Linked DNA regions of Homo sapiens: region 2 is linked to region 1. Evidence: chromatin loops called from intact Hi-C (ENCODE). Cell type or tissue: mammary epithelial cell. All regions are shown on one strand. Each heading gives the region's core, and the rest is flanking DNA. Links, peaks and the distances in the headings are about the cores only. Region 1 has its middle 20 kb from the start of LINC00384. Region 2 has its middle 66 kb from the start of USPL1.

Region 1 (12,480 bases), core at 2,166-10,165:
CTTTTTTAAGAGTTAGCAACAGTGTATTGTACATTGTATTTGTTTTTTTTTTCTTTTATTTTAAGTTCTGGGATACATGTGCAAAATGTGCAGGTTTGTTACATAGGTATACATGTGCCCTGGTGGTTTGCTGCACCTTTCAACCCCTCATCTAGGTTTTGAGTCCTGCACGCATTAGGTATTTGTCCTAATGCTTTCCCTCCCCTTGCCCCCCACCCCCCGATAGGCCCTAGTGTGTGATGTTCCCCTCCCTGTGTCCATGTGTTCTGATTGTTCAACTCCCACTTATGAGTGAGAACATACGGTGTTTGGTTTTCTGTTCCTGTGTTAGTTTGCTGAGAATGATGGCTTCCAGCTTCTCCATGTCCCTGCAAAGGACATTATCTCATTCTTTTTTATGGCTGAATAGTATTCCATATGTGCCACATTTTCTTTATCCAGTCTATCGTTGATGGGCATTTGGGTGGGTTCCAAGTCTTTGCTATTGTAAATAGTGCTTCAATAAACATACACGTGCATGTGTCTTTATAGTAGAGTGATTTATCATCCTTTGGGTATGCCATCAGAGTGAACAGGCAACCTACAGAATGGGAGAAAATTTTTGCAGTCCACCCATCTGACAAAAGTCTGGTATCCAGAATCTACAAGGAACTTAAACACATTTACAAGAAAAAAACAAACAACCCCATCAAAAAGTGGGCAAAGGCTATGAACAGACACTTCTCAAAAGAAGACATTTATGCAGCCAATAAACATATGAAAAAAAGCTCATCATCACTGGTCATTAGAGAAATGCAAATCAAAACCACAATGAGATACCATCTCGCTCCAGTCAGAATGGCAATTATTAAAAAGTCAGGAAACAATGGGTGCTGGCAAGGCTCTGGAGAAATAGGAACGCTTTTACACTGTTGATGGGAGTGTAAATTAGTTCAACCATTGTGGAAGATGGTGTGGCGATTCCTCAAGGATCTAGAGCCCATGCCCCTTTGAATAACATGAGCAGCTCTGCAGGAGTGTGGGCCATCAGCCGCGGGCTTATCTGCCCAGCCCATGCACTTCCGCCCTCGCCTGCCACTGTTCTGTAGTCCTGTGAGTTCCCCTGCTCCTAAGAAACTGTGTTTGGGAATGTCACAGATTTCCTCCAGTAGGAAGATGCCACACTTGGCCTCTCTTGACTCGGAAATTCTTGTCTCCCTGAAGTTCTCAAGTCACTCCTAGAGCACCAAGCTTCAAGCTGGCTGTGCTTGGGACAGAGGTCAGGGCGAGCCCAGGCCAACACACCCCAAGTCTCACCTCCCTCCAGTACTCCCCCCACATTCACACAGACTTCATTTTGAAAAAATCTAAGCCTACAGAAAAGTTGAAAGAATGGCACAATGAATATATCCATTGTCTGGATTCATGAATTAACATTTTGCCACATTTGTTCTCTCTCTCCCTTTTCCCTCTTTTTACCCTCCCTCCTCTCTCCACAGAAATACCCCAAGAGGTTCACAGTGACACCTCACCCCATTATCGGTGACGCTAACTTTGATAGCAAGTAATGGCAGCTCAGTCTTCCAGGGGAATGACATCTTTTGCATTTGTAACTGATGAGAAATATGTGGAGTGTTGCTTTAAGGTCACGTGAATCTCCTGTTCCCCAGCACCCTTCAGCAATGCTTTTTGCATCTGATGATCCTGCCTGAGTCATTTATGATGTTGGTGGCTGCAAAATTCAATCCCTTTGCTTTGTTTTGGGCACCACTGTAGATTCGTGGATTTTTTTTTTTTTTTTGAGATGAAGTCTCGCTCTGTCGCCCAGGCTGGAATGCAGTGGCGCAATCTCGGCTCACTGCAACCTCCGCCTCCCAGGTTCAAGCAATTCTTCTGCCTCAGCCTCCTGAGTAGCTGGGATTACAGGCACCTGCCATCACGCCCAGCTAAATTTTGTATTTTTAGTAGAGATGGGGTTTTACCACGTTGGCCAGGCGGTAAACATCCATTTGTGGATGTTTTAAAGTTCAATGTCGTATCATCTATTAACCATCATCACCATTTTAATGGTCATATTGTCTCAAGTTTGGTCAGCAGCCCCTCCAGCTGGCTCTGATGAACTTCTGATGAGTCTCCCTCCATCTCAGCACTTCTCTACTCCCTGGAACAGCAAAATGCTCTATGCCCACCCATTAGTTTTCTTATCCCTAGCCTGGAATTGGCCATTTCTCTAAAAAGCCCTGACATCATGTGGTGGGGAATGTATTTAGAAAACAAAACATGTGTGTTAGTGTGTTTATTGCTATTGGGATGTCACTGCTTCTAGGATCTTCAGTACTTTTTAAAAAATTTTTAAGATGATAACAGCTGAAGCTTATTTCCCGGCTCTGTGCTAGGCTGTCCACAGGCAGCATTTTATTTCAGCCTCACACCAACCCCATGAGGTAGGTGCTGTTATTATCCTCATTCCACATTTGAGCAAACCAAGTTTAAAGAGTGCAGGAGACTCCTGAAATCAGGATCCAAGTCCGAATCCAGAATCCACTCTTCCAACCATAGCCTCCATCTTGAGGACCTGCGATCTGCCTGTCGTGGTGCAAACATTCTTTATCACTAATCTCACAATAATGCTGCCAAGAAATATGCTCCCATTATACAGATGGGGAAGCCTGAGAATCACAGAGGGCACATGCTCTGCCTGAGGTCATCAGCTGGCAGAGCCAGAGCCAGATCGTGAATTCCAGCCAGGGTCTCTGCTTCCCCTCCCCACCCACAGTCCTCACGTTGTGTCCTGCTTGGGTTCTGGGACCAGACTGTTTTGAGGAAAGGTGTCTGAGACGCACCCAAGGCACTCTTGGGCTCTGTCCCTGCCTTGCCAGCTTCTCCTCACCTCCTGGAACCATGGACGAGTTGAGATGAGAGAGAGGGCCAGGAGCAGCCGGCGAGGACACACAGCTGTGCTTGTGGATGGAGCTCTGGTTTCTCTGTGTGCTGGTGGCAGTGGTGGAATTTCCTCAGCTGAGAAGTGCAGACCTGGGAGCAGACATCAGCCACCACCCTGTGTGTGGCTGCTCTGTAGGCCTGAGGTGCCCAGATCAGAGTGGAGAGGACAGGCTTGCTGTGGATTGTGAGGTTGGAGCACAGGGTGCCAGAGGCAACAGACGTGGATTGTAGTCTCATCTCTATCACTTGTTATCTGTAAGATCTTGGGTTAGTTTTTCATGAAAACCTCCAAGCCTCAGTTATCTCATCTGAAAAATGGGGATAACAGTATTTACTTACCCCCCAGGGTCGCTGGGAGGATAAGATAACATGCATGGAGTGGAGGGCCTGATCCACTGTAAGTGTGTGAATTAACACCATCTGGCATCACTGCCACTTCGTTAAGGCTGGAGGCACCAGATGGGAGCGCCAGGGAGAAGATGCCTTGCCACACAGCTGGCTGGCGCCAGGCTCACCCTCTCCTGAATCCAGTGGGTCTCTCTATAACTGAGCCAGTGGCTTTTAAAAAAATTAATTACTTTTAAATTAAGTTCATGAGAGGAAACAGTTTCAAAGCTGCCTCCAGTCCTTGTGTAACTCTTGTCACAGTGGGAGAGACGGTGAGTTGAGGGTGGGGACGGGGCTCAGGGTGGGAATGGAGAAGGAGACAGGGAAGGAAGGAGGGTTGGCGGCCTCTGGGGTGGACAGCAGGAGGCCTGGGCACCTGCCTGGGGTTCTTCCTCCAGCTGCCCACTACACATCTGCACTTGGAGGTCAGCCCTGGATGGAAAGAACTCTTGGACTTCCCTGCAAACCAGTGTCCGCCCATCTTCCTTGTCTCAGTAAATGGCCATCCAGGCATCTGCTTATTTAGGCCCCAAACCTCACAGGCATCCTTCACCCCTTCATCCTTCGTCCCCTACAACCAGAATCAGTTGGCAGGTATGTGCTGGCTGCTCTTCCAAGATCGTTCTTACATATATTGTCTTCTTGCTCCCGCTAATGCAGATGTTAGGCAGAAGGAGGCCATGCATCAGCAGGATGGCTGAGACCAGGTGGAGAGCAGGCTAGGGCCAGCTCAGGCAGATGACACCCTCAGTCACCCCAGCCACCCCGGGGCTCCAGCACAGTCCCCCACTGCCCTGTCCCCCAAGGTTAGAGCCACCATGGGAAGGAGGAGAGCGAGGGCCTGAGAACCCAGCTGAGAGTGCAGCAGTGCGGGGTGTCTGTCTCCCCCTTGGGCTGGAAGTGGCCCTTTCCCAAGGTTTTCCCGGGAGTGGAGTTGAAGTCTCTGTCTATGGGGGCTTGAGCCGTGCAGGGCATTTTCTCTCACACTGTCCCTGGGGGCAGGCCACATCCCTTCTTGCCTGGATCACTGATGTCCAGTGGCTCATTGGTTTGGTTTCCTCGCTGCCCCTCTCTGGCCCATTCTACAGCCAGCAGCCAGCGTGACCTCCTGAAAACACGCATGGGGTCACATTCCTCACCAGATTCCAGCCTGTTCCCACCTGAGACTGAAGCTGGGCCCTTGGCTGGAAGGAGCTGCCCCCGCAATGGTTGGAGAGCTCTCCTTGCTAATGGGTGTTCAACAATCAATGCAGATTTGGCTTCACACGGCTTCCCCAGGCTGGTTGCCTGCCCTGCACCACCCACACCAGCGCTGCCTCCCCAGGTCAGCTTTCTTTTCCATGTTGCCCTGTTTTGACCACATTTCTCACCCACTGGATTTATCTTCCTCCTTTAATCACTCACTTGCGTGTAGTTGACTTGCTGCTTCTCTCCTCCTAGGGCTCAAATTCATTAGAGTGAGGGCTTGGTCTTATACCCCGCTGTTCCTGGCATATAGTAGGTGTTCAATTAAACATCTGTTAGGGGGTGGAGTTGCTGGCAGGGAACACGTTGTCCAGGACCTTTCTTTTTGCAGAGGACTGAATAAGCTCATAAGAGATGGCTTTGTGTCTTTCTCAGGAGCTGCCCTAAGGCTTTGTAACCCTCCACATTAGGACTTTCTTTCTGCTCTGTCAGGCTCATATTTGTTTTCACTGAATCATGGTTTTACAGCCAAACCAGCACAGCATAGCAGTTAAGGCTAGGGCAGGGGTTTGGCTAGAGCAGGGGTTTGGATGACAGTTAAATCTGGGTTTAGAGCCAGGTTCTGCAACTTGCTAGCTTTGCAAAGCTCCGAAAGTTACTTCACCTCTTAGAGCCTCTGTCTTCTTGGCTGTAAAGTGGGGTGTCTTACAGAGTTGTGACAATTCAATAAAGTGATAAAAACAAAGCCATTAGCACAGTGCATGGTAGCCAGAAGGGCCACAAAATATTTCTCCACTATTATGAGATCTGAAGATGGTGGCAGAGGGCGCAGTGCCTGGCTTTCTGGAGATCAGTGGATGTCTTTATGGCCACTGCTTTAAATCCTCTGTGGGTGACCTTTCCCCTGTTGTTCGTCTCTGCTCACATGGATGAAGCTGAGGCCCCCAGAGGAACCCTGGAAGCCACAGAGCTGGCAGGACCTAGGGCCCCTGCCCCTTGCCCCTGCTGACGGAAGGAGTCACTCACTGAACGAGCTGCCCCATCTGGCAGGAGTGTTGTCTGTCGGGAGGCCGTGTGTCCCTGGTTACAATGCAGTCACTGTCCAGTGGCCTGTCACCGGCCAGGACAAAGCTAGCCTGTTTTGGTCATTAGCTGTTGCTCTTTCAAAATAAAGAGAAGCCACAACTGAGTCTTTACCGAAGTTATTTTTAGATTTCTGGCTTCATAACAACCCTGGAATTTCTTATTTTCTCCTACTCTTCCTTTTATTTTGTTTTATTTTTTTTAAAAGCAGACAAGTCAACCTAGAACATTGAATAAATAACCCACCAGAGACAGCACGGAACGATCCGAGGCCACAAAACACATCACTTGTCCCTGGGTGATCTAAGGAGGTAAACGAACCTCTTTGGTTACAAGAACCTCAGCTGTCCAGAGACACCTGCCGGACACAGACTCCACTATGGGGCTCCCAGCTCTGGCCCGGTGGCTAGACGGGGCGTCAGGACAGGGCCACCACCTCCTGGGCTGGCACTGGAGGCGTGTTTCCAGCAGGTGTGTTTCCAGCGGTTGCTTGCTTTTTGTCCTGGGCCTTATCAACAGGGTGGAGTGAAAGGGAGCTTCCAGGGGAGGGCTCTCAAAGAAACACGCCTGCGCGGCCCTGCGGCTGGGGCGTCCCAGGCAGGCAGCACAGGCGGTCCTCACTGAGCTCTGTCTTCTGCTCCAGAAGGAGGATCAGCCCCAGAACCACAGGGAGATGCACTTTTACCAGGACCCATGGGCTCCCTCCCGGCAAGGACCAATAAAGTGATTAAATGAAAAGAAGTAAAACCCTCGGCTCAGGCAGCCAGCAGAGGCTGGGCCTTCAGGGTCACTAAGGATACGTGCAAAACCGCCTGCCCACAGCGCTGTGGCCTGCCTCGGTTGACAGTCACGCATAAGCCGGCCTGCCTTAGGTGGCCGAGGAAGGGAAGAAGTGGAATCATGGAAAACATCCTCCCAGTGGACAAGGGCGTCAAATGGCTGGTCCTCCAGGACAGGAGAGAAGAGAGTCTAAACCAAGAACCCCAGCCCGCTGGCTCTGGGGAAAGAGGGTGGCTGGAGAGACTGCCCCGGCGGCCTAGGAGGAGTGATCCCCGGGACCTTCTCCCAGCACGGCCCACCCAGTGCAGGGACGGCAGCGCCACCAACTCTCTGGGCTCTCGGTCCTGCCTCCGGGTCCCCGTCGCTATGGCCTGGACCTCTGCCCCCACCCAACATGGAGCCCCTTAAGAGCAGGGACGGGTCTCACTCCTCTCTGCCGTCCTCACCCCGGCTCTACGTCCAACCCTCAGTGAGTGCCCCCCCAAGTACTGAATAATGAATAAACGCATGTGCACCGAGGACGTGCGAGGCGTTCGTTTCTCCACCAGCCCTTCCTGGCCCTCTCTGCAGAGGCAAAGGCTGAGAGGAGCTTCCTTGCCAGTTCTGGGGGCGGGTCCCTGGTCAGGCGCGTTTCATCTCAGCACACAGCAGCCCAAGCGAGGCTCTCTCTCAAACAAGGAGAAGCCGCCCCCTGCTGGCCGCAGCCGATAGTGTCACACAAGGCAAGCAGGAGCCCTCTCAAAGGAGCCGGCTGCCAGCTTGGTGCTTACAATGGGCTGGCTGTGCAGGAAGAATGAGTTCAAGAGAGCTATTGTACAACGAGGTAACTAGAGTTAATAACAAGATATTATATCCTTAAAAGTTGCTAGGAGAGTAGATTTTAAGTCTTCTCATTGCAAAAATGGTGTGTGAGATAATGCATAATTAGCTCGATTTAGCCAGTCCACAAGGTACACATATTTCAAAACATTACATTGTACACGATAAATATAAACAATTTATATTTGTCGATTAAAAATAAATTTAAAAACACAGTTTTAAAAAGCTGAGATTTTCCTCCCCTTCTATTTTACTCATTTCTTTCCTATACCCAAACTCCTGCCATTTCCAGTTACTAACCCTGTGAATACTAGGTGAAAGTTAGCAATTTGTGTTGGATATAATTTCATCTCAGAAGACAAGGAAAAGGTGAACAACTATAGGAAAGGAAATAAAAAATAATCATTAAACTCTCAAAACAAACTCACCACCAGGGTTATGAATTTTTAGAACTGATCATCTATTTTCATGTAACAGAGAAATTCATATTCTTTGAGAAGGAGCTATTTCTTCTCTAACACAAAAGGGAAAGCGTTTATTAATAACTGACATTTGACAAGAGGGCACGGCATGTGCATTCCTGTTTGTGGGTGAGTTTGGTAAACAACAAGTCTCTTTTTTTTTTTTTTTTTTTGAGACGGAGTCTCGCTCTGTCACCCAGGCTGGAGAGCAGTGGCACAATCTCGGCTCACTGAAGCCTTCGCAGCCTCCATCTCCTGGGTTCAAGCGATTCTCCTGCCTCAGCCTCCCAAGTAGCTGGGATTACAAGCGCCTGCTACCACGCCGGCCGGTTAATTTTTGTATTTTTTAGTAGAGACGGGGTTTCACCATGTTGGTCAGGCTGGTCTCAAACTCCTGACCTCAGGTGATCCACCCGCCTCAGCCTCCCAGAGTGCAGGGATTACAGGCGTGAGCCACCGCGCCTGGCCAACATCTCGTCTTTTGACAACAGCCTCTCTGAAGGTTTGGGTCCATGTGCCTAGCATGGCCACAAGGGGTGCAAGGTCTTGGAGAACATGGGATAATTTCTTGGTTTCAGAATTCACATCCAGGTTTTCAATATCTTCATTTTGTTGTGATCATGTTAAATAACTTCCATTGCAAAAGGTGCTCAGAACCTGTGCCGAGCTAGTGTGAGTGAAGACACAGCTTGTCCTTGCAAAGTTGCGTCTGCAAACAGAGCAACCTGATCTTTGAAGGTATCCTGGAAATCCACAGAGAGAGCTCCTTTCCCATCACTCAGCTCAGTATTAGCCGTGCATCACAGTGAAAAGAGCGTGGGTTTTGGAGTCACACAGGCTTCTGTCCAAATCATGGCTTTGCTGTTTGCTAGCTGGGACTCAGGCCGCTTCTTTAGCTTCTCTGAGCCTGATTCCTCTTCTGTAAAATTGAGGTACAATGTAGAACATAAGGTGGTGGTGACAATCAGGTGTGGCATTTATTTGTTTTATTTATTTATTATTTATTTATTTGAGACGGAATCTCACTCTGTCACCCAGGCTGGAGTGCAGTGGCACCATCTCGGCTCACTGCAACCTCCGCCTCCCGGATTCAAGCAATTCTCCTGCCTCAGCCTCTTGAGTAGCTGGGACTACAGCCGCGCGCCACCGCACCCGGCAAATTTTTTGTATTTTTTAGTAGAGATGGGTTTCACCATGTTGCCCGGGTTGGTCTCAAACTCCTGAGCTCAGGCAATCCACCTGCCTAGGCCTCCCAAAGTGCTGGGATTACAGGTTTGAGCCACCGCGCCCGGCCCAGGTGTGGCAGTTCTAAAGGTGGAGGTTACCTCCGTAAATGGTGCCCAGTGATTATTAACGGTGTTTGGCCACTATCAGTTCTGGGTGTCAGAGATGCCTACAGCACACAGGGATTACATTTCTGTTGACTAAAAATCTACACTAGTTTCACAATTGGATTATGAAGTTTGGGTTCTCAGAGAGATACTTTTCCTCCTTTCTTTTCTGGAGTGACACTTTTATCCCACCCTGCTGCAGGGCAGTCCGTGAGCATCGAGGCTTCCTCAGGCCTGTGCCTTACCACCTCCCTGATGTGAATTGGATTTGCTGTCACTACCTTAGCTGGTAGTCTTCAAACTATTCTGACCATGCTTCTCTATGATGAAAAATGTTGGGGCAGGTGTACCCTCATCTACGTATGTTTATTTTAAATTACAAATATGCGGCCGGGTGTAGTGACTCACGCCCAGCACTTTGGGAGGCCGAGGTGGGCAGATTGCTGGAGCTCAGGAGTTCGAGACCAGCCTGGCCAACATGGTGAAACCCTGTCTCTACTAAAAATACAAAAAAAATTAGCTAGGCATGGTTGGCAGGCACCTGTAATCCCAGCTACCTGGGAGGCTGAGTCAGGAGAATTGCTTGAACCCGGGAGGTGGAGGTTGCAGTGAACTGAGATTGTGCCATTGCACTCCAGCCTGGGTGACAGAGGAAAACTCTGTCTCAAAAAAAAAAATTACAAATATGCATACATATGCACACACATATTCTACTGTCCATTTATTTATCACATATTTATGTAACTCAAGCTTTTATTCTTAAACAAAATAATTATGAATAGAATTTTTACTTTCATCTTCCCATATTGGAGTAGATTTACTTGGGCATCTGCTTCGGAGACCCCATGTCCTCAGGGTCTGGGAAGGGTCAAATTGCCCAGCCTCTAGACACCATGATTCCCTTCATCCTGGCATCACCACATCACCATCCTGCTACTCTCACAGGAAGCTACATTTCCCTCAGTTTCCAAGTGTTCATGTCTCGATGACATGAGTGGATTTGCCATCCATTCATTGATTGAGTCATGAGCCCTACAAACATTCATGGGGAGGGTCCTGTTGAAGAAACTTCACATTATGCCCTGAGGTAAAGAGGGGGGAGGTCAGAAGGGTGTATTCGGATGGCCTCTCTGACTTCCTGATGCTAACAGCTTTCTCAGAGGTTATTGTGAGGCCCAACCACTATCATGCTTGGAAAGCTCCCAAGGCGGAGGAGAGGGGCATGTGGTGAGGACTGTGGGAGGGTTATTGCCTCTCCTGCATGCCACTTCCATCTGTCTATGGAATAGCAGTTACAATACCTGCATCTGCACCAATGATGCTTCTGCTGCCTTCCCAAGGATGGTGGAGTGTGAAGTGCTATGACCACCCTCAGCAATGAATGTTCAAGAATCACTCACTGATCACATCATTTATGATTAAGATTTGGACACTGATATATAACAACTATTAGTGATTCTTTGGAAGACTGGTATGCATTTCTAGATTCTATTCACTTAAAGTTTTAAAAGTTTTAAGCAATTGGCTGGGCATGGTGGCTCACGCCTATAATCCCAGCACTTTGGGAGGCTGAGGTGGGTGGATCACCTGAGGTCAGGAGTTGGAAACCAGCCTGGCCAACATGGCAAAACCCCATCTCTACTAAAAATACAAAAATTAGCTGGGCGTGGTGGTGGTTGCCTGTAATCCCAGCTACTCGGGAGGCTGAGGCAGGAGAATGGCGTGAACCCAGGAGGCGGAGGTTGCAGTAACCCGAGATTGTGCCACTGCACTCCAGCCTGGACCACAGAGCGAGACTCCATCTCAAAAAAAAAAAGAGCAAGATGAAACTTCATGAAGACAGACCAACAGCATGGAAAAAAAGGATGACTAGAAAGGAGAAAAGTGAAAACTGCAGGAATAGTCAAACTGCAGAGCCAGATGGGGTTCATCAACCAGCGATATGCACATACAGGTTCTGAGACAGGAAATGTGGGCTGCAAGCATGAGCAGAGCAAGATGGGAGAATCTTACACCTATTCAATCAACACAGTGGTGGTTTGCTAATAATTACACAGACGTTCTGCCAAGCCATACACCCTACCTGCTACAGCTAGTTAGTGTTGCCATTATCATCACTGTTGCAACTGCAACCTTGAGAAGTTCAGGGCCTAGTTGGGAAGACATACCTAACAAGCTGTAAGAGTTCCTTGCCCCCTTGCTGGCCAGCCCAGGGGCCTTTACCATGTTCTCCCCACATCCGTAAATAAACTTCCTCCGCTACACTGTAAAAAAAAAAAAAAAAAGAAAAGAAAAAGAGTTCCTACAAGTTAATTAGTATAACAGATGTCTGAATAATCGACTATGTGATGCATAAAAGAAGTAACTTCTGGGGGTCAGGGAAGATTCTGGAGGGGCAGGGACATTTGAACTGGGCCTTGAAGACTATGTAGGAGTGCATGAGGTAGAGAACAGGAGAAGTGTATTCTGGGTAGGGGAATGGGGAGCAGCATGTGCCAAGACCCAGATCATGGAAGAACTTGGCAGGTGTTGAGGAGTGAAAGATTAGTGTGGAAGGAGATAAGGGAGAGTGTGTGAGTTGGATAGCATATAAAGCTAATGAAGTATGTTACATAAAGTTCATGTGAGCTGGGCTAACACATTCCAACTCTGCTATGTTGACAACAAAGGTCTTTAAGCAGGCAGTAACAGAACTGCCATGCTCACTGGCTAACTTCTGAATTCAGAGTCTCGCTCCCAGGCAAGTGAGCTATTGAGGCTGCCCTGGATGGGTTGGCATCATTTTGGGCCTGGTCTTCAATCATCCATGTTCAGAGACTGACTCTAAAACACCGTGTGATTTCTACTGGGGCAGCCCTGCCGTAATTCTTAGTGCCTCATGGTTTGCTTGGAGGCCCTAAAAGTGCCTAGAGGTTCCATGGGTGACTGAGTCCTCAATCAGATCTCTTGCCCCACTGAAGGAAATGGTCCCTTCTGACCAGTGACTGACCACCTGGCTTCTGGGTAGAGTTCAGTGTTGAGAGAAGGAATGAGTTGGGTCTTCCATTGGGCTTGGCGTTTTGCTGCCATAAATGGAATCCCAGCCTGCAGCAGCATCTGACACTCAGAGGTGACTGAATGCTAAAGGCACTTTGGAGCTCCCAAACCATGTTGGTGCCGGGGAGTGGGAGGAGAGAGAGGCCCCCTCTCTCAGCTTCAGGGGGATCTACGCAGGAAGTAGCCCAATGGAGTAGCGGTTGGAGTCTTCATTTGGAGTAAATCTAGGTTTGACTTCTATCTCAGCCACTTACTAATGAAGTGACCTCACGAGTGATTCATCCTCCTTGTGCCTCAGGTTCTCCTCTGTAAAGCGGAATGGCAATAGCCTTCTTATTAGGTTCTAGTGCAGATTTATTGCAATTTAATGAAATAACATATAAAATGCTTAGCATAGAGACTGGCATCCAGTAGTTAATAAATGGTAGCTGTTACTGACTTATTCAAGATAAGGTCTCTTTAGTGACAACCTCTTT
Region 2 (12,480 bases), core at 3,002-11,001, 420 kb before region 1:
ATGTAAGATATAGACACTAGTTCTTAAAATTCAGCACTGTTCACTTTTGCCAAGTGAATATAAACTGAATTGCATCAAATTACAGAGAACAGTGTATCTAGAATATTGTTTTATTTTATCATTTTTACCTTTCCATTGAAAGATGAAATCAGGCGATCAAAGTAGCAAGGGTTAAGTTTCTAGACTACCACAAATTAGAATTGACAAGAAAAGCTTTCTGATCCATATTTGCCTGGGAAGGCTCCAAGGGAAACACAAGAAGCAGCAACTCAAATCCTGTTCTCTTCATTATCCTTTTTTTTTTAATAGCTCTTGCATAGGCTCGGTTTTTGGAAGTTGTATGCTGCTAATTTAGGTATATATGTCATTACAATTTTAGCATGGATCCTTCTCAGGCATACACAAGAGATGCCAGACATGTGAAAAAAGGAGGGAGCCAAGCACAGGAACCTCAGGGACACTGGCATAACTGTTCTAGAGTCAGAAACCACATGAACACATACCGAATTGATAGACATGAGGTTCAAGTCTATTCTGTGCCCTGTCTCGCTCTCTTCTTAACATCCGCTTCTCTTTCTGGAACTGTATTTCATATAACTCTTTAGGTGAGAACTAGAGCTATTCAGTCAAAGACTAAAAAGAGGCAAGGTTGGACCAAGTTTAAGAATCAGGTAACAATTAGCTTTGTGATGGTTAATGAAATCATTTGTCTCGGCATAGACTCTTCCCCTGGAAGTGTCTTGCAAAAGCTGGTTGTTGGTGAAGTAGGATAGAGAGTTAAGGGAATGGGTTAGATGACTTCCAAAGCCCTTTTATCTACAAGGTGAATCTGTAAGTGTAAGAGTCTTAGGTCAACATTTATTGGAGTGCAGATATGGACAGAGCTCTGTGCTAGGCACTGGGCCGCAGAGACATGAAACATGGTTTTGACCCTTGGAGGCTTGCTCCCTAATCAAGGGGACCAGGTAGACAGACATTTAAATAAAATAAAACAAAAACGCAAAGGAACATAGACTAGGCATTCTTTTTAGCTCTGGAACTCGCGTTGAGGAGGATCACATTGATTACTTTTAGGGTTAACTCCTAGAACTGAGGAGCACCTTATTTCAGTTAGAACTTCCCATATAAAAATAAAGATGAAAACATGGAAAAAGATACCCTTAAAAAATTGGAATTCAGTGCAAATTTTATTAGACTACAAAAACATATCATACAATTATTATTTTAGATATATTTATGTAAAGTCATAAAAGCTATGATTTTTGAAAAACAGCATAAGAAATAATTTTTTAATTTGTTATATAAGTAAATGAACTTTAGCATCTTAAGGATTCAATGATACAGTTTTTAGATTTATTTTTTAAATTGACAAATACCAATTGTACATATTCTTGAGAGCACATAATTATATTTCCATACATATAATTTATAGTTATCAGATCAGGGTAATTCGCACATCCACCATCTCATATGTTTATCATTTCTTTATGTTGAGAATGTGCAATATCCTTCCAGCTATTTGAAACTATATATTGTATTATTATTAACTATAGTCATTCTACAGTGCTGTCGAACACTAGAACTTATTTCTCTTATCTCGCTATAATTTTGTATCTTTTAACAAATCTCTCTGTCACTCTCGTCCCAGCCTCTAGTATCCTCTGTCCTACTTTTTACTTCTATGAGATCAACTTTTTTTAGCTTTCGCATATGAGTGAGAACATGCACTGTTTAACTTTCTGTTCCTGGCTTTTTTCACTTAAAATAATGTCCTCCAGTTTCATCTATATTCCATCAACGATGGGATTTCACTCTTTTTTATGGCTGAATAATACTCCATAGTGTGTATATATCACATTTTCTTCATTCATTCATCTGTTGTTGGACACCTAGGTTGACTCCATATCTTGGCTATTGAGAATAGTGCTGCAGTAGACATGGGATGCAGATATCTCTTCGTTATACTATCAATGACTTGTTTTGTTTTCTTTTTTGAAACAGAGTTTCTCTCTTGTTGCCCAGGCTAGAGTGCAGTGGCAGGATCTCGGCTCACTGCAACCTCCACCTCTCGGGCTCAAGCAATTCTCCTGCCTCAGCTCTCGAGTAGCTGGGATTACAGTTGCTCACCACCACACCTGGCTAATTTTTGTGTTTTTAGTAGAGACAAGGTTTCACTGTGTTGGTCAGGCTGGTCTCAAACTCCCAGTCTCAGGTGATCTGCCCATCTTGGCCTCCCAAAGTGTTGGGATTACAGGCGTGAGCCACCACGCCCAGCCTCAATGACTTGTTTCAATGAATTCTCTCTTTGAAGACATACTGGTATCTCCTGCTTATTGACAATTGTGGCAGCAGCTTCCAAAAGCTGATTTTTCTGACATCTTTGAAACTTTTGGACACTTCTCCCATTGGGAAAATAGAATTTTTCTTTTGAATAATTCTCATTTCCCACTAAGCATATAAGCAACCTGGAGTATCTTGTAAGACCCATACAGATTAATATTTCAAGCATAATAATCCTTATACATTCCTTTTTGACGATGGAGACTATGGTTACGAGTAGCAGTTTTTAAATAAGGACTACTTTTGAGGTCCCAAAGCTTTGAAAACCTGAGGTATAAACAAAACAACATATTCCAATGAGATATTGATATCTAAACTAGTTTTCTTAAATCTGTCATTCAAAGGTTGAGAATTTCTTCCTGAAATTTAGACAATATATTATGGAAATGCGGTTTGTCTTTTTGTAAATTTAGGATGATTCTTTTTAAAAATAATTATAGGCATTGTTTATTCTGTATATTAGTGTAATAGTCAATGCAGTAGCTAGAATTGTGGTTGCTAATAGTCACAAAATCTAGTAAAATTGTGAGTACATGAACCCATCCCAGGAAACTGATGGGACAAGTAGTAAATTTTTTTGACTCTTTAACAAAAATATTTAATGCTGCCAAAAAGTATAAAAATACAGTAGGAATGGCAGTACAACACAAATTAATCTCTCCTAATTTATTTCTTTTACATATTTCTACGTTTCATACACCCATTAAAAACACTTAACAGGCCAATGCGGTGGCTCACGCCTGTAATCCCAGCATTTTGGGAGGCCGAGGCGGGCGGATCACGAGGTCAGGAGATCGAGACCATCCTGGCGAACACGGTGAAACCCCATCTCTACTAAAAATACAAAAAATTAGCCAGGCTTGGTGGCGGGCGCCTGTATTCCCAGCTACTCCGGAGGCTGAGGCAGGAGAATGGCGTGAACCCAGGAGGCGGAGCTTGCAGTGAGCCGAGATCGCGCCACTGTACTCCAGCCTGGGCAACAGAGCAGAGACTCCGTCTCAAAAAAAAAAAAAAAAAAAAAAAAACACAACGACACATCCAATGTAAGGTTCTGCAAAGTCTTCTGCTGGTGGGTGCTCCTCATACCCTGTATGTAAAGTTTACTTTGTAAACAAACAACTGTGAGGCAATCTAGAAGGTTAGCAAGCCTCACTTTAGTTTCTGGAGTGGGCTTCAGGTCTTGTTTTGCACATCAGTGGTTCAAAATTTATAGCTCCAGAATATTCTCAAGTCATGAATATTAGGTGTCTATCTTGGCCTTTTTCTTTTTTGTTCGTTCTCATTTAGCCTCTGTTTCATCTGCTGCACCTTCTGAGCTGTGGTGGCCTTTCTGTCCTCTAGAATATGTTTCCGTAGAGCATTCTCACTGTTCTCTTCCATTGTATCTTGCATTTACTGTACATCGGTCACCTGTCAGTTTTTCTTCTTCTAGACCAATTCTGTTCCCATTGTATTTTTCAGTCATTATTTTGTTCGGTGAATGATCAAAAGCAGGAGCTAAGTTTTCCTTAGAAAATTCTTTCCACCGTTTCTGTATACTAGAATCTACCTTTATACATTTTGCTCCTTCTATTATAGCCATGTATGAGAATCTCAGTTGATCTGGGGTCTGAATAAGACCCATTCAGTATTTTCTCATGTTCAATAACACTTGTTTAATGTTAATATAATCTCCTTTTCCCATCAAAACAAGACAAGCGTCTACCAGAGAGAAGGTGCCCGTGCACCCAGTGCCTTCGCTACAATGGATCACTGCAGGCCCATGGTCAGGGTTCAAGGAGCCAGATTCTCTCACTTTCAACAAGAAATTGAGAAATGAAGCTGGTGATTCAGGGACTCCAAAATCTGGCCAGGTCGTATAATGCAAGTGAGATATTGTTCTGGTTTCACCACTATTGATATTTTCTAATCGTAGTAGATGTACTGTGTAATATGACTTCACATCTTCTGAAAGAGCTTCACATTGAATCCCGTTTCTTTAAACAGCATCTTTTGGTCATCTGTTGGCCAGTACTGCGCACATTTAACCGATTCTTTCTCCACAATGCGGTTCAGCACAACAACTGCTTTGGTCTTCTGCTGCCAAACCGTAAGCCAGAAATGGCAGCACATGTTAGGAAGTGGACCCGGTGTTAAGATGTAACTCCTTCGTGCCTCTTCTATGTCAACTAAGCTGGCATTAATATAATCATTCTCAGTATTCTGCAGTTTAACACGACTGTGATCATATGGGCTTACATCTCTGTATCTATTTCGATTTCTGTTTTCTGGAAACTTGGCCACTCTATGAAGATAGTCATGGGACTCATTTCGAATTTCCAAGTACGGCAGCTGCCAGCGATGCTGAGCATCCAACTCCTTGAACTCCCGCTCAATGATGGTGGGCATGGCTGGGACAAATAGTGAATCTTAAGAGAAATGGAAGAGTGAGGTTGGCTCCTAAGCTGGACAGACACTCAATGTGGTTTATTATAGTCAATCATTACTCAAGGAAGTTGTATATATTCTATTCATATATATATTTGGTAAATTTCTAATTACCATACCCCTATGAAGTCATTACCATACTCCTATAAAGTATTATCTTCATTATAAAGTGAAGAGAGTGAGGCTGAGAGAAGTTAAATTATGTGCCCAAGGTCATGGCTAGTGAATGAGCAAACTTGGTTTCAAAGTCAGGTCTGTCTGGCTCCCAAGCCACCAGTCTTTTACGTTACCACATTGTCTTAGTCTGGGCTCTCCCGAAAGCAAAGCCTGTACAAACAACTTGGAGGTAGGTAGGGAGTTTATTTGGGAATGTGACACCAAGGAATAGACTGTGATAAGACAGAAGAATGACCCCCCGGAAGGAGAGAAAGCCAACCCAAGGGTCCCTTTCAAATTGGCAACCATTATGAATATCTGCTACTTGATCCTGTGGGAGCTTCTGAGGAACCTTTTAACATGCATCTCAGAATTGGCCACCCTGGGCTAAAAATGAGACAAGCATTTTTTCTATGAGCTCCTGTCCCTCAGTGGTCAGGGCAAGCTTACAGGCCTTAACTGTCCTGCATTTCCAGATTGTCCATATCTGAGTGCCAAGTGGTTCCCATGGGACTCCTGTGTCACAGCTCCAATGTAGCCCTGGGGCCAGAAACTAGGGGCAGAGGCCAAAAGCAGGTGCTGTGAGGTTGCATCCGCACAAGGTAGAAGAAGCCCACAGAGACCTGGGTACCATAGCAGTGTTTGAAATAAGAGGTGAAATTGAGAACACGTGATATATTGCTCAGAATGTTTAGAGACACATGACCAGTTACAATGAGAGAGTGGAATGAGAATCTTCAATGTCTCATCATGCATTCATTCATTCATTTATCCATTCAGTCACCAACGAATGCTGGGTAGTATATGAAGTGATAGAAGAATTAAAATGGGTCTAGCTGAGTCTCAGATACGACAGAAAAGAAAATAGACAATATGATAGTGTGTGCTAAGTGCTTCAATAGAAGTATACAAAAAGGTAGTAAAAGTATCGAAGAGAGATACCCAGTGTATTCTGTGTGTGGACAGAGAGGGGGTGTGGGGAGAAGGGAGGTCATTTTCCTAGAGCTTAGTCTTGAAAGATAAATAGAAGTCAGCCAACTGAGGAGAAATATGAGCATCAACTCTATATTCAAATTAAATTTTAGTATTTCAATATTAAATTTCCTAAGTATGATCCTTGTGGTTATGTAAGAGAGTGTCCTATTTTTAGGAGATACTTGCTGAAAAATTTAAGAGTAAAGTGTCATAATGTCTGCAACTTACTCTCAAATGATTCAGCAAAGTAAATATTTGGGGATGGGGAAAAGCAAGTGAACACAAATGTAGCAAAATGTTAATAACTGGTGAATATAACTAAAGGATATGTGTGTGTTTATTGCACTAATCTTACAACTTTTTTAAATTTTCTGAAATAAAAAAAGGAGAGGAGAAAATTAATTGAGGGCCATGGGCAGGGGTTGGGGAGGAGCAGTCTGGGATGGGCTTGTGAGAGGGACACCAATACCTGAGGACGCTTGGGGCATTTTTAAAATTGCAGCGATTGGCCAGGTGCAGTGGCTCACACCTGGAATCCCAGCACTTTGGAGGCCAAGGCAGGAGGATCGTTTGAGACCAGTCTGGGCAACAGAGCAAGACCCCGTCTCTACAGAAAATACAATATTAAATAGCCAGGCATGGTGGCACATGGCTGTGGTCCCAGCTACTCAGGAGGCTGACGTGGGAGGATTGCTTAAGCCCAGGAGTTTGAGGCTGCAATGAACTATGATCGCACCACTGCACTCCAGCCTGGGCAACAGAGCAAGACCCTGTCTCTAAGAAAAGTAAATAAATTGCAGTGGTTAGTGGGACACCATGGGACATAAATGCTCATGATAGAGAAGCAACAAAAATGAGACAAGAAAAGGGAGTGATCTGTGCTAGAGTGTTGGGCTGCATCCTAGAGGCCTGGGTGACATTGAATAATTTCATGCATCTTTTGTGTTTAAATGGTCACTTTAGCAGCAGTTTAATGAGAATGGATTAGAAAAGGCCAAAACTGTGGCAAGAAGTTTAGTTTTTATGTTATGGTATTTAAGGTTACAGGTTCTATAGGCCTACCGGAAAATGGTGCCAAGATAAAGTGAAGACAGCTTTGAAACTGCAGAGGGCAGAAGAGTCAACAGGACTTGGCAATCCCCTATACTCAGTGAGTTCCTAAGATGGACTTGGTTCAGTTCAGTGATGAGCCTTTTAAACCCCAAAGAGAAGGAAGACTTGCGGAGGAAAAAAATTAGTTTTAGAATGTATTTAACCATGAAATAATGAATTAAGGTGCTTAGTTTATACATCAGGGGTTTATTTATCTTTTATCACCATAACTAGTACTGCTTGCATTATAGTAGGTATTCGATAAAATTTTTTAAACTGTGTTTAGAAATCATGATAGTAGATGGTAAAATGCTTTCTTCAGTTGCTGATACTCGGGGGAAATATGTTGTATATTTTAATGTTTTCTCCCTGAGGGCTAAGCATTTGGTGAACATCTGTCTCCTAACACCTGTTGGGCTGGTTTACCTGGCAATCTAAAGTGAACATGTGCCAGGGTAGTGCCACTTAAAGTACCTTCACTTTTTAGAATCTATCAGATGTGTTTAGAATCAGTTTTGTCTTCCACCAGCTAGTTTTCTCAGTTTAGAAAGTACATGTATTTCTACTTCTTAGTAAATGTAATATATGACACATGAATTTAAAGAACGTACAAAGTAGGAAACATTTATATTTCATACAACTTGAATTTTCAAATGCAAAAATTTCCTCTTGGGAGTGAGTCTTATGTTTTGGAGCAGGAATGACAGAACAGATATGGTACCAAAGCCAAGCTCACCTAGATATTGCAGACACACAGGCAAAAGAGGAGGTGGCCCGAGTGTGTCATCCGAGGGTCCCTCGGCATGGGAGCAGTTCCTCTGGTGGGTAGTGAACTGAGCAAAGAGGCAAATGAATGATAGGTAGTTACACAGAGAGAATCCCTACATTAAGGAAGTACGACAAACACGAGGACTCGATTTAGATTCTATGTCTAAGAGCCTTCCTTTGACATCCCTCCCCACCATGTCAGGGAGGATATGTACTCTCATTCCATTCAGTCGTTAGCACTGCTCACACTGGTAATAGCTTCTCGTTGTCTGCTTTCCTCTTTGGACTTTAGATAGCCCCTTGAAAGCCACCCACCTTTGTGTTCCCAGTGTTTAGATTGGTCCCTAGCACAATGTCAGTGTTCTGTAACTTTTACATACATGAATGAACAAATGGACAAATGAACATACATGACTTCCTAAAAGGATGTCATAGCTCCTGATAGTCATGACAGCACTAGTATTAACCTTTGTTTTGTAATGAGTTTCAATTTAATGTTAAGGAAAATATAGGATTTTAAAAACTAGTACACACACATACACATATTCCAGAGTCTTTCTAGTGAGTTTGAATATTAATTTATAAAAGAATCTAACATCACATGCTTTAAAAAATAGTGTTTGTGGCCAGGTGTGGTGGCTCATGCCTGTAACCCCAGCACTTTGGGAGGCTGAGGCAGGCGGATTACTTGGGGTCAGGAGTTCCAGACCAGCCTGGCCAACATGGCAAAACCCCGTCTCTACTAAAAATACAAAAATTAGCCAGGCGTGATGGCGGGCGCCTGCAATCCCAGGTACTCGGGAAGCTGAGGCAGGAGAATTGCTTGAACCCGAGAGGCGGAGGTTGCAGTGAGTCGAGATCATGCCACTGCATTCCAGCCTGGCGTGCAGGCTGAGATGGAGCAAGACTCCATCTCAAAAAAAAAAAAACAAACAATTAGTGTTTGTGCCAGGCACAGTGGCTCATGCCCGTAATCCCAGTACTTTGGGAGGCCGAAGCAGGAGGGTCTGTTGAGGCCAGGAGTTCAAGACTAGCCCGGGCAACATAGTGAAGCCCTGTCCCTACACACACACACACAAAAAGTACAAAAATTACTCAGACATGGTGGCCTGCACCTGTAGTCCCAGCTACTCAGGAGGCTGATGCAGGAGGACCACTTGAGCCCAAGAGCTGCAGTGAGCTGTGATTGTGTACTGCTCTCAGCCTGGGCAACAGCGTGAGAATCTGTTTATTACTCTGAACACTATCACTATTACTGTAAGAGTGATAGAGTTTATTACTAAGTTGTTGTTTTAGAATCTGTCAAATACAGAGATGCTGCCCCAATCTGGTCAGACATTCGTATTTATTTATTTATTCAGACAGCATCTCACTCTGTCACCTAGGCTGGAGTTCAGTGGCTCAATTACGGCTCACTGCACCCTTGACCTCCTGGACCCAAGCGAGCACCTGAGTAGCTGGGACCACAGGTGTATACCAGCATGACCAGCTATTTTTCTTATTTTTTGTAGAGATGGGGTCTCACTCTGTTGCCCAGGCTGGTGTTGAACTCCTGGGCACAAGAGTTCCTCCTACTTGGCCTCCCAAAGTGTTGAGATTACAGGTGTGAGCCATTGCACCCAGCGTCTCTGATTCTTTTGATTCCATTGAAACTAAAGTTTCAGTACATCAAGAAAGAAAGCAGCCCAAAGGAACTCACACCGTCCCTTTATTCACTATCAGGGACAATGTTAATAGGGACCGCTTCCAGCTGTCTGCACAATGTCCTTTACTGTCCAAGACCAGCACTTCCAAGATAGCGTGGTTCATTTGGTCTTAGGAACAGATACTGAGGAGTTGGTCCATAACCCACAGCAAAGCTCTGCAGGCACCTGATACCATGGAGAGGTGTTCTGACATTCTTATACGTCCCCCAAGGCAGAAACTGTAGGTTCTGAGTGACATCTCATCATAATTAGTGGAAGCATTAAGAGGCAAGCAAGCATAATTCTGGGCAGAGAAGGGCTCCCATCATAAGAATTTTGCAAACCGCATACTCTTTTATTTTGTAACAATGCTTGTAATTTATCTTTTGGAAAGAGGCACACAGATCTTGATGTAACTTGTGTAATAGACACTGTTCGCTAATGAAATATCCTTTTCAAATGAAAGGAAAATATTAGTTTCCTAGTCAGGTGCTGTATTAGTCCATTCTCGTGCTGTTAATAAAGATATACCCAAGACTGGGTAATTTATAAAGGAAAGAAGTTTAATTGACTCACAGTTCAGCATGGCTGGGGAGGCCTCAGGAAACTTACAATCGTGGTGGAAGGGGAACCAAAAAGGTCTTTCTTTACATGGCGACAGGAAGGAGAAGTGCCGAGCAAAAGCAGGAAAGCCCCTTATAAAACCGTCAGATCTCATGAGAATTCACTCAGTATCACAAGAACAGCATGAGGGTAACCACCCCCATGATTCAATTACCTCCCACTGGTCCCTCCCACAACACGTGGGGATTATGGGAACTACAATTCAAGATGAGATTTGGGTGAGGACACAGCCAAACTCTATCAGGTGCTTATGATCATTTTAAAACCTGAAACAGTGGTATTCCTATTGCAAATTTTCTTAGAAAAACACCATTAGATAAAATGCAACAAGCAATAAAATAGCATTTTATGTTGTAGAATGATAACTTTTATTTTCTCCTAAACATATTGACTAACCCATATCTTTTTTTGAGACAGAGTCTCACTCACTCTGTTGCTCAGGCTGGACTCCAGTGGCACAATCTTGGCTCACTGCAGCCTCTGCCTCCCGGGTTCAAGCAATCCTCCCTGCTTCAGCCTCCCAAGCAGCTGGGATCACAAGTGTGTGCCACCACGCCTGGCTGATTTTTGTATTTTTAGTAGAGACGGGGTTTCACCACATTGGCCAGGCTGGTCTCAAACTCCTGACTTCAAGTGATCCACCAGCCTTGGCCTCCCAAAGTGAGCCACTGTGCCTAGCCATATCTTTGTATTAAAAAAAAAAAAAATCTAAAGTCCTGTTTGTAAGGACTCTTTTCCCATGGTGTTAGACAGACAACATAATGCTCTATAGCAAACCACCCCAAACTCAGTGGTTTGTATCAACACGTATCTGTTCTCATATTCACAGGTTAAGGTTGGCTGAGGTTTAGCATCTATGGAATGGGCTCAGCTCTTGACTCGGCTTAAGGCTGTGGGTAGAGGAAACCAATCTTGAGTCAGTTGAAAATAAGCTTGCCCTGTGTTTTGTTCATGAGGTTTTGCCAACATACATAATTATTAAACTTTCACTGAAAATGTTTAGCAACAATATTTTTTATGAAATGGGAGGGTAAAGTGAGAAAACTTAAAACTGGAGCAGTGCCTTACCTGTAGTAAGTTCTCAAATAATATTTGGGAAAAGAATAAAACAATGGAATATAAAGAAATCAGAGATGATAAAATTTTCTTAAAACTGTAACTAAGCAAACCTTGGACAAAACCTGACAAAGCTAAGCAGCAGAACACTTTTTCCCCATTGCCTTTGTCATGAGTTATGTGAATAACATCTCAGGAGGACTTCAGGCTTGGCATGGGCCACACACATTATCTCTGCTCCTTGCTGAAAACCCATCAGTAATGCTGAAGGAGTAGGATAGGGATAAAGAATGTTTTGAAAGATGGGAGACACATGGACCAGTGGTAATTAACAGCATGAAACCTACACCTACAAATGTGTGTGTTGTAGGGGGTTAGTTAAGAGTCAAGTTTCAAGAAAGGGGAGCCTTCAGGTACCCCTAAAGGTGGATTCACGGTAGGATTGAAAATTCAATAATTAATGAAATATTGTATAAAGAATAATTAAACTGGACTGGGCATGGTGGCTTATGCCTGTAATCCCAGCACTTTGAAAGGCTGAGGTAGGAGGATCAGTTGAGGCCAGGAGTTCAAGACAAGTCTGGACAACATAGCAAGACCCCATCTCTAAGAAGAAATACAAAAATTAGCTGGGCATGGTGGCACCCGCCTGTAGTTCCAGTTACTCAGAAGGCTGAACTGGGAGCACCACTTGAGCCCAGTAGGTTAAGGCAGCAGTGAGCTTTAATTGTTCCACTGAACTATAGCTTGGACAACAGAGCAAGACCCAGTCTCTAAAAAAAGAGGAAAATCACACTTCCAGATTCCCTCCTCAACAGTGTAGTTAGGAAACCACTTCTCCCCAAGTATAAAACGTGAGGTTGGCCGGGCTCAGTGGCTCACGCCTGTAATCCCAGCATTTTGGGAGGCCAAGGCAGGCAGATCACGAGGTCAGGAGACCAACACCATCCTGGCCAACATGGTGAAACCCCGTCTCTACTAAAATACAAAAAATTAGCCAGGCGTGGCGATGCACACCTGTAGTCCCAGCTACTCGGGAGGCTGAGGCAGGGGAATTGCTTGAACCCGGGAGGCAGAGATTACAGTGGGCTGAGATCACGCTACTGAACTCCAGCCTGGCAACAGAGCAAGACTCCGTCTCAAAACAAACAAACAAAACGTGAGGTTTAGTCTCCAGCAGTGTGCCATAGAACTTTCCGTGATGATGGAAGTGCTTTATATCTGCATTGTCCAACAACTAGTGGCTCAATAGCCACCTGAAATGTAGCCAGTGTGGCTGCACGTGGTGGCTCATACCTGTCATCCCAACACTTTGGGAGGCCGAGGTGGGTGGTTCGCTTGAGCCCAGGAGTTCAAG

What was found. A loop is a pair of places that touch in the nucleus more often than their neighbours do. Peaks named below come from ENCODE experiments on the same cell type or tissue, not always from the same donor. Only the 100,000 strongest peaks of a DNase experiment are listed, where the experiment ranks them.
Region 2: a loop joins it to region 1, with 15 times the contacts of the local background. A loop is called at or near these places in 14 of 110 quality-filtered maps.

The regions. Positions count from the first base shown.
Region 1 is chr13:30,127,298-30,139,777 of GRCh38, reverse strand. No RefSeq gene overlaps it. Among named protein-coding and RNA genes, the nearest start is that of LINC00384, 20 kb to the left of the region's middle. In mammary epithelial cell, for the core only: CTCF peaks have their summits at 7,061 (motif pointing left) and 8,120; a DNase peak (open chromatin) is centred at 7,047.
Region 2 is chr13:30,545,919-30,558,398 of GRCh38, reverse strand. It overlaps a transcript of HMGB1 not described here and the pseudogene PTPN2P2. Among named protein-coding and RNA genes, the nearest start is that of USPL1, 66 kb to the left of the region's middle. In mammary epithelial cell, for the core only: a CTCF peak has its summit at 7,009; no DNase peak of the experiment used is centred there.